2 separate regions of the Homo sapiens genome follow, and region 2 is linked to region 1. A link is an interaction called in ENCODE POLR2A ChIA-PET data of the cell type or tissue named here. Cell type or tissue: GM12878. All regions are shown on one strand. Each heading gives the region's core, and the rest is flanking DNA. Links, peaks and the distances in the headings are about the cores only.

Region 1 (2,920 bases), core at 310-2,809:
CATATACACACATACATACATACATACACACATATCATTGGGGTAGCTGTGCATTGTTTGTGAGGATGTAAAATGGTGCAGCCACTGTGGAAAAGTTTATCACCTCCTCAAATTATTAAATATATAATTACCATGTGATTCTGCAATTCCACTCCTAGGTATATACCCAAAAGAATTGCAAGAAGGGACCGGGCGCGGTGGGTCATGCCTGTAATCCCAGCACTTTGGGAGGCTGAGGCGGGCAGATCATGAGGTCAGGAGATGGAGACCATCCTGGCTAACATGGTGAAACCCTGTCTCTACTAAAAATACCAAAAATTAGCCAGGCGTGGTGGCAGGCGCTTGTAATCCCAGTTACTCAGGAGGCTGAGGCAGGAGAATGAGTGAACCTGGGAGGCGGAGCTTTCAGTGAGCGGAGATCGCGCCACTGCTGGTCAGCCTGGGCGACAGAGCAAGACTCCATCTCAAAAAATAAAAAAAAGAATTGCAGGAAGGAACTCAAAACAGATATTTGTACACCAGTGTTCACAGCCGCCAAATGTGGAAACAACACAGATATCCTCTGCCAGATGAATAGGTAAATAAAATGTGGTATGTACATACAAAAGATTATAATTCAGCCTTAAAAAAAAGAATGAAATTCTGAAATGTGCTGCAATGTGAATGAACCTTGAAGACATTATGCTAAGCAATATAAACAAGACACAGAATAACAAATATTGTGTGATTCTACTTATATGGGGTACCTAGAATACACAAATTAATATAGACAGAAAGTATAATAGATGGTGTCAGAGTTTGGGGGAGGGGAGAATAAGGAGCTATTTTTTAGTGGGTATAGAGTTTTTATTTGAATAAAAAGTTCCAGATATAGGTGGTGGTGATGATTATACGACATTGTGAAGGTACTTAATGCCACTGAATTATACATTTAAAAATGGGTAAAATGTTAAATTTTATGTTAAGTTTATTTTACCATGATATAGATAAAGACAGACAGGGGGGTTGTGTATCCAATGGAGTTTGATTGATGTCTGGGAGAAAATTAGTCGGATTGATCTTGGGAAAGAAAAGGGAAAATAGGGTGTTTGTTACTCTAGTCTTCATAAAAGACAGACAGGGGGGTTGTGTATCCAATGGAGTTTGATTGATGTCTGGGAGAAAATTAGTCGGATTGATCTTGGGAAAGAAAAGGGAAAATAGGGTGTTTGTTACTCTAGTCTTCATAACTCAACAAGTGGCTATAATCCTTGGTGTTAATGAACTATTTTGTTTCATTTTAATTATGTCCAGAATTGTTATTTCTAGAATAACAGGTTAACACTGGTCATTTACTTTATAACTTTTAGATTTTGTAGATAAGAATCTGAATGAAATGAAGGGCTTTTCCTTTTCTGGTCTGAAGGTAAATAATAGGAACCTTGACAACAGTTACAAAACTCTATAGTGGTGAATTCTTCCTCTAGAATATATTACCCTTGGAGATTGTTCTACAACCATTATCCCAGCATTGCTTGTTCAGAGCCAGCCTGGAGACCAGTTAGCTCCTAAGATAGCCAGCAATGCTTAGAAGACTTTTTTTCTTAAAGCAGTTTATATTTTCTGCAAAGATGTATTGTAGCAAAATGGTTAAAAATTCATGCTTTGGAATCACACAGCCTGACTTAAGTCTTGGCTTTGCAAAGAGCTGTGTGACATTTTTGTAAAGTTGCTTAACCTGTCCATGCCTCACCTTTTAAACTCTTTGAAAAATGAGTACTTGTGTTTGTCAAGAAGATTAAATGAGATAATATATATAAAGTACATAGCATATTATTTGGTACATAATAAGGTCTTGGTAAACATTAGCTGTTGCTTCTGCCATTGCTCTTTTAAACAGGCTTAGGGTCCAGACCTATAGTCAGGAGTTCAAAAGAAGGGATTTCTTGTTTAACTTTCCAAGGTTCTTCTATTAGGCACACTTTCTTTCTCTCTTAATCCTATAGTGGTGTCATTCTTATGCTACCTTTACTATTTTGCATTTAGACTGCAAAATAGACACCCAGCAACCCATTTTAATCTTGCCATATTTTAAAATTTGTTGGCACATTATAACCAGAGCTCACTAAGCTCTTCATTCATTCACTAAAAAAAAAAAAAAAAAAGTTGAATCCCAGTCTTTTTTCTTCCTGCCTCTCCCCTCAACTCCTTTTGGACCTTAAATGCTAAGAGCTGAATTAATTATACCCTTTAGCTCCAAAGTACACTGTTATCATCAGTATGTTCCTCTCAGGTTCTTTTTTCACCCTTCATACCTAAACTCTATCCTGTATCTTTCTCCCCATAAGTACCCACTCTAATGTGTCTTTATATTTCTTTAAATATGCATGCATTTTTGTAAATAGTTAATATTTGTGTGTATGTTTTTATTTATAGGGAGGTGTTGTGTTATGAATATGAACATTACATTTTAAAACTCCATGTTTCTTTTTTTTTACATTTTTATATTTTTACAAGCCTGGTTACCTTGTAAATAGCTGTAATAGGTTTCTGTCTCATGGGTGGTCAGACTTTTCCTGTGAGTTAATGAAAAACTAAGAATATATTATTAAGGATCTTTTTTTTTTCCTTTGGTTTCAAATCTTTTTTTTTTTTTTTAATTTTAAGTTCTGAGATACATGTGCTGAACGTGCAGGTTTGTTACATAGGTATACATGTGCCATGGTGGTTTCCTGCACTATCAACCCGTTATCTAGGTTTTAAGCTCCGCATGCATTAGGTATTTGTCCTAATGCTCTCCCTCCCCTTACCCCCCACCCCCTGACAGGCCCTGGTGTATGATGTTCCCCTCCCTGTGTCCATGTGTTCTCATTGTTCGGCTCCCACTTATGTGAGTGAGAACATGCAGTGTTTGGTTTTCTGTTTCTGTGTTAGTTTGCTG
Region 2 (2,920 bases), core at 260-2,759, 550 kb after region 1:
ACTTGGGGTCAGGAGTTTGAGACCAGCCTGGCCAACACAGTGAAACCCCTGTCTACTAAAAATACAAAAAATAAAAAATAAAAATAAATAAAAATAAAATAAACCGCAGCATGGAAAGGATGAAAAGAGCCATAAAAAGAATGCATTCATGATGCTGAAACCTGACAAGCCCTGCCTTCGCCAGGTGATCAAGGTCAACATCGACAGTGATAAGTCATGTGGACAAGAGGGACCCTCGATACGTCATGAGAGTGGCACTTTGTGGCCTTCCTCCAAAAACATATAACCCAGTCTAATTGTGAGAAAAACATCAGAAAATCCCAGTTGAGGAGCATTCTACAAAATACCTGACCAGGACTCCTCAAAACTGTCAAGGTCACCAAAAACAAGAAAAGTCTGAGAAACCATCACAGCCAAGAGAAGCCTATGGAGACATAAGGATTAAATGTAACATGGTGTCCTAGATGGGATCCTGAGTCAGAAAAGGGCATTAGGGGAAAACTAAGAAAGCCTGAATGAAATATGGACTTCATTTCATTATAATGTACCAATATCAGCTCATTAATTGTGATGAATGTGCCATGCTGATATAAGATATTAATAATAGGGCTGAGCACAGTGGCTCATGCATATAATCCCAGCACTTTGGGAGGCTGAGGCAGGCAGGCTGCTTGAGCTCAGGAGTTCGAGACCAGCCTGGGCAACGTGGCGAAACCCGGTCTCTACAAAATATACAAAATTTAGCCAGGCATGGTAGCACACACCATTAGTCCCAGCTACTCAGGAAGCTGAGGTGGGAGGATCGCTTGAGCCCGGGAGGTGGAGGTTGCAGTGAGCTGAGATCACACCACTGTACTCCATTCTGAGTGACAGAGCAAGACTCTGTCTCAAAAAAAAAAAAAAAAAAAAAAAATATATATATATATATATATATATATATTAGGAGAAAGTGGGTATGGAGTCTGGGAACTCTAATATTTTCACAATTTCTTGTAAATCTAAAACTATTATAAAACAAAAAGTTTCTTTAAAAAAAAAAAGCCAGGGGCTTCAAGGGTGGTTGGACTTCGAGTTCAGATGACCTCATTGTTTGACTCTGCCTGCCTCCGTGCTGCCTCAGGCTCCATGTGACAGCAGCCCGGCAGCAGCACCTTCACCACTACATCCTCTCTGGTTAGAGTTCAGCAGGAGGGAGCCGCCGTGTCTTTCCCAGAATTTCTGCCAGACTCTGTGTGCCTCACTGCTTCTGGCTGAGCCACATACTCAATTACTGGAGCCAGAGGAATGAGAAGCCCTGACTGGCTTCCACCTGCCACCTGCTTCAGCTCTAAGTTGGGGCCTGATTGTGAGGGAGCAATGGATGCACCAAAAAATTGGGGGCTGTCACCTGAAGCAGGTGAATGGATGTCGGGTGGCAAAAAATAATCGACGTCCAATACCCGCTTCAACACTTATAGTACTAGTATGTCCATATATGAAATGCTGATGATGACTCTTTAATATCCTTACTTGCCAAACTTGTTAGCTACTCTATATCCATCAATTTTTAAATCTGATTCAAGAAATGGCAGCATAGAGGAACCACTGTTCAAGTCTGGCTCTGGAGCTAAAGCATGGCAGGTGAAAGAGCAGGAAGAGTGAATTGCAAAACTATCAAGACCTCTCTTTAGGGCTTCGTCATGAGAACCCAAGAAACTGATCTGACAGCCTAGACAAGGACCAATAGAGCAGAAAACCCAGAGGGCTCCCCCAAAGAGCTCCACGACTGAAGCAGGAAGGGTTAGGGAAACCCCTGTTGTAGTAATATATGGTCATGCTGGCTATGAGCCAGACACTCTCCAAAGCAAGTGCATGCATGAACCCATCTGATCCCCACCACAGTGCCATGTTCTAGGTATTATTATCCCCATTTCACAGGTGAGGAGAATGAGGCAGAGAGGGCTTAAGTAAATGTTCCCAAAGTCACACAACTGGCAAATGATTGAGCTGGAATCTGATCCCAGGCTGTGGATCCAGAACTATACTAGAAACCATTATTAAGAACTAAAATAGGAAAATGACCCCAAAATACAGATAGTACTTAATACCCAGCTTCTCACCCCAGTTTTTTGTTGTTGTTTTTGTTGTTGTTGTTGTTTTGTTTTGTTTTCGAGACAGAGTCTCGCTCTGTCGCCCAGGCTAGAGTGCAGTGGCGCAATCTCAGCTCACTGCAACCTCTGTCTCCCAGGTTCAAGTGATTCTTCTGCCACAGCCTCCCTAGTAACTGGAACTACAGGTGTGCACCACAACATCTGGCTAATTTTTTTGTATTTTTAGTAGAGACAAGGTTTCACCATGTTGGCCAGGCTGGTCTCAAACTCCTGGCCTCAAGTAATCTGCCTGCCTCAGCCTCCCAATGTGCTGAGATTACAGGAGTGAGCCACTAGGCCTGGTCTCACCCCACTTTTTAAATCCAGGTTACCATTAACCTTCCTTTGATGGGAAAGTCACTTAAGCTTTTAACTTTACTTCAAGTGCCTAAACACTGCAGGGAAAAAAGAAATAATCTCTCCCTCTAAACAGAAAATAAAAACAAGCCAGCAGGAGAGACTGAACTGGGATCTGAAGAAAACACAGATTCAAGGTAGTGGGTTCAGTTTGCATCTGGATGTTATTTTTTCTTGGCTTATGCATGAGATTTTCTAGTGCCAACTTGACTTTTTCCTCTTCTGAGCCAGTTCACACTGCCTGCTCCCAGGGCTGAGCCCCCATGGGTGTTCAGGATGAGCTTGGCATTGCCAGGTGGGAGCACTCCCTGCAGGGACACGCAGCCTGGCCCAGGGCTCTTGGCCGACAGTAGATGTGGGGACCCAGTATCCTGACCCTCTTTCAGGAAATCTCCATAGGACTTTTTTTTTTTTTTGGCTCTCAGTTCTTCAGC

Evidence for each region. ChIA-PET counts read pairs that join two places held together with the same protein. Peaks named below come from ENCODE experiments on the same cell type or tissue, not always from the same donor. Only the 100,000 strongest peaks of a DNase experiment are listed, where the experiment ranks them.
Region 2: POLR2A ChIA-PET joins it to region 1 with 6 read pairs; 2 of 35 experiments call an interaction of 5 or more read pairs at or near these places.

The regions. Positions count from the first base shown.
Region 1 is chr14:70,393,683-70,396,602 of GRCh38, reverse strand. The region is part of intron 1 of SYNJ2BP-COX16 (SYNJ2BP-COX16 readthrough); the gene reads left to right. All of the region lies in intron 1 of SYNJ2BP (synaptojanin 2 binding protein), which reads left to right. Among named protein-coding and RNA genes, the nearest start is that of SYNJ2BP, 22 kb to the left of the region's middle. In GM12878, for the core only: no CTCF peak of the experiment used is centred there; no DNase peak of the experiment used is centred there.
Region 2 is chr14:69,844,222-69,847,141 of GRCh38, reverse strand. No RefSeq gene overlaps it. Among named protein-coding and RNA genes, the nearest start is that of SMOC1, 34 kb to the left of the region's middle. In GM12878, for the core only: no CTCF peak of the experiment used is centred there; a DNase peak (open chromatin) is centred at 1,759.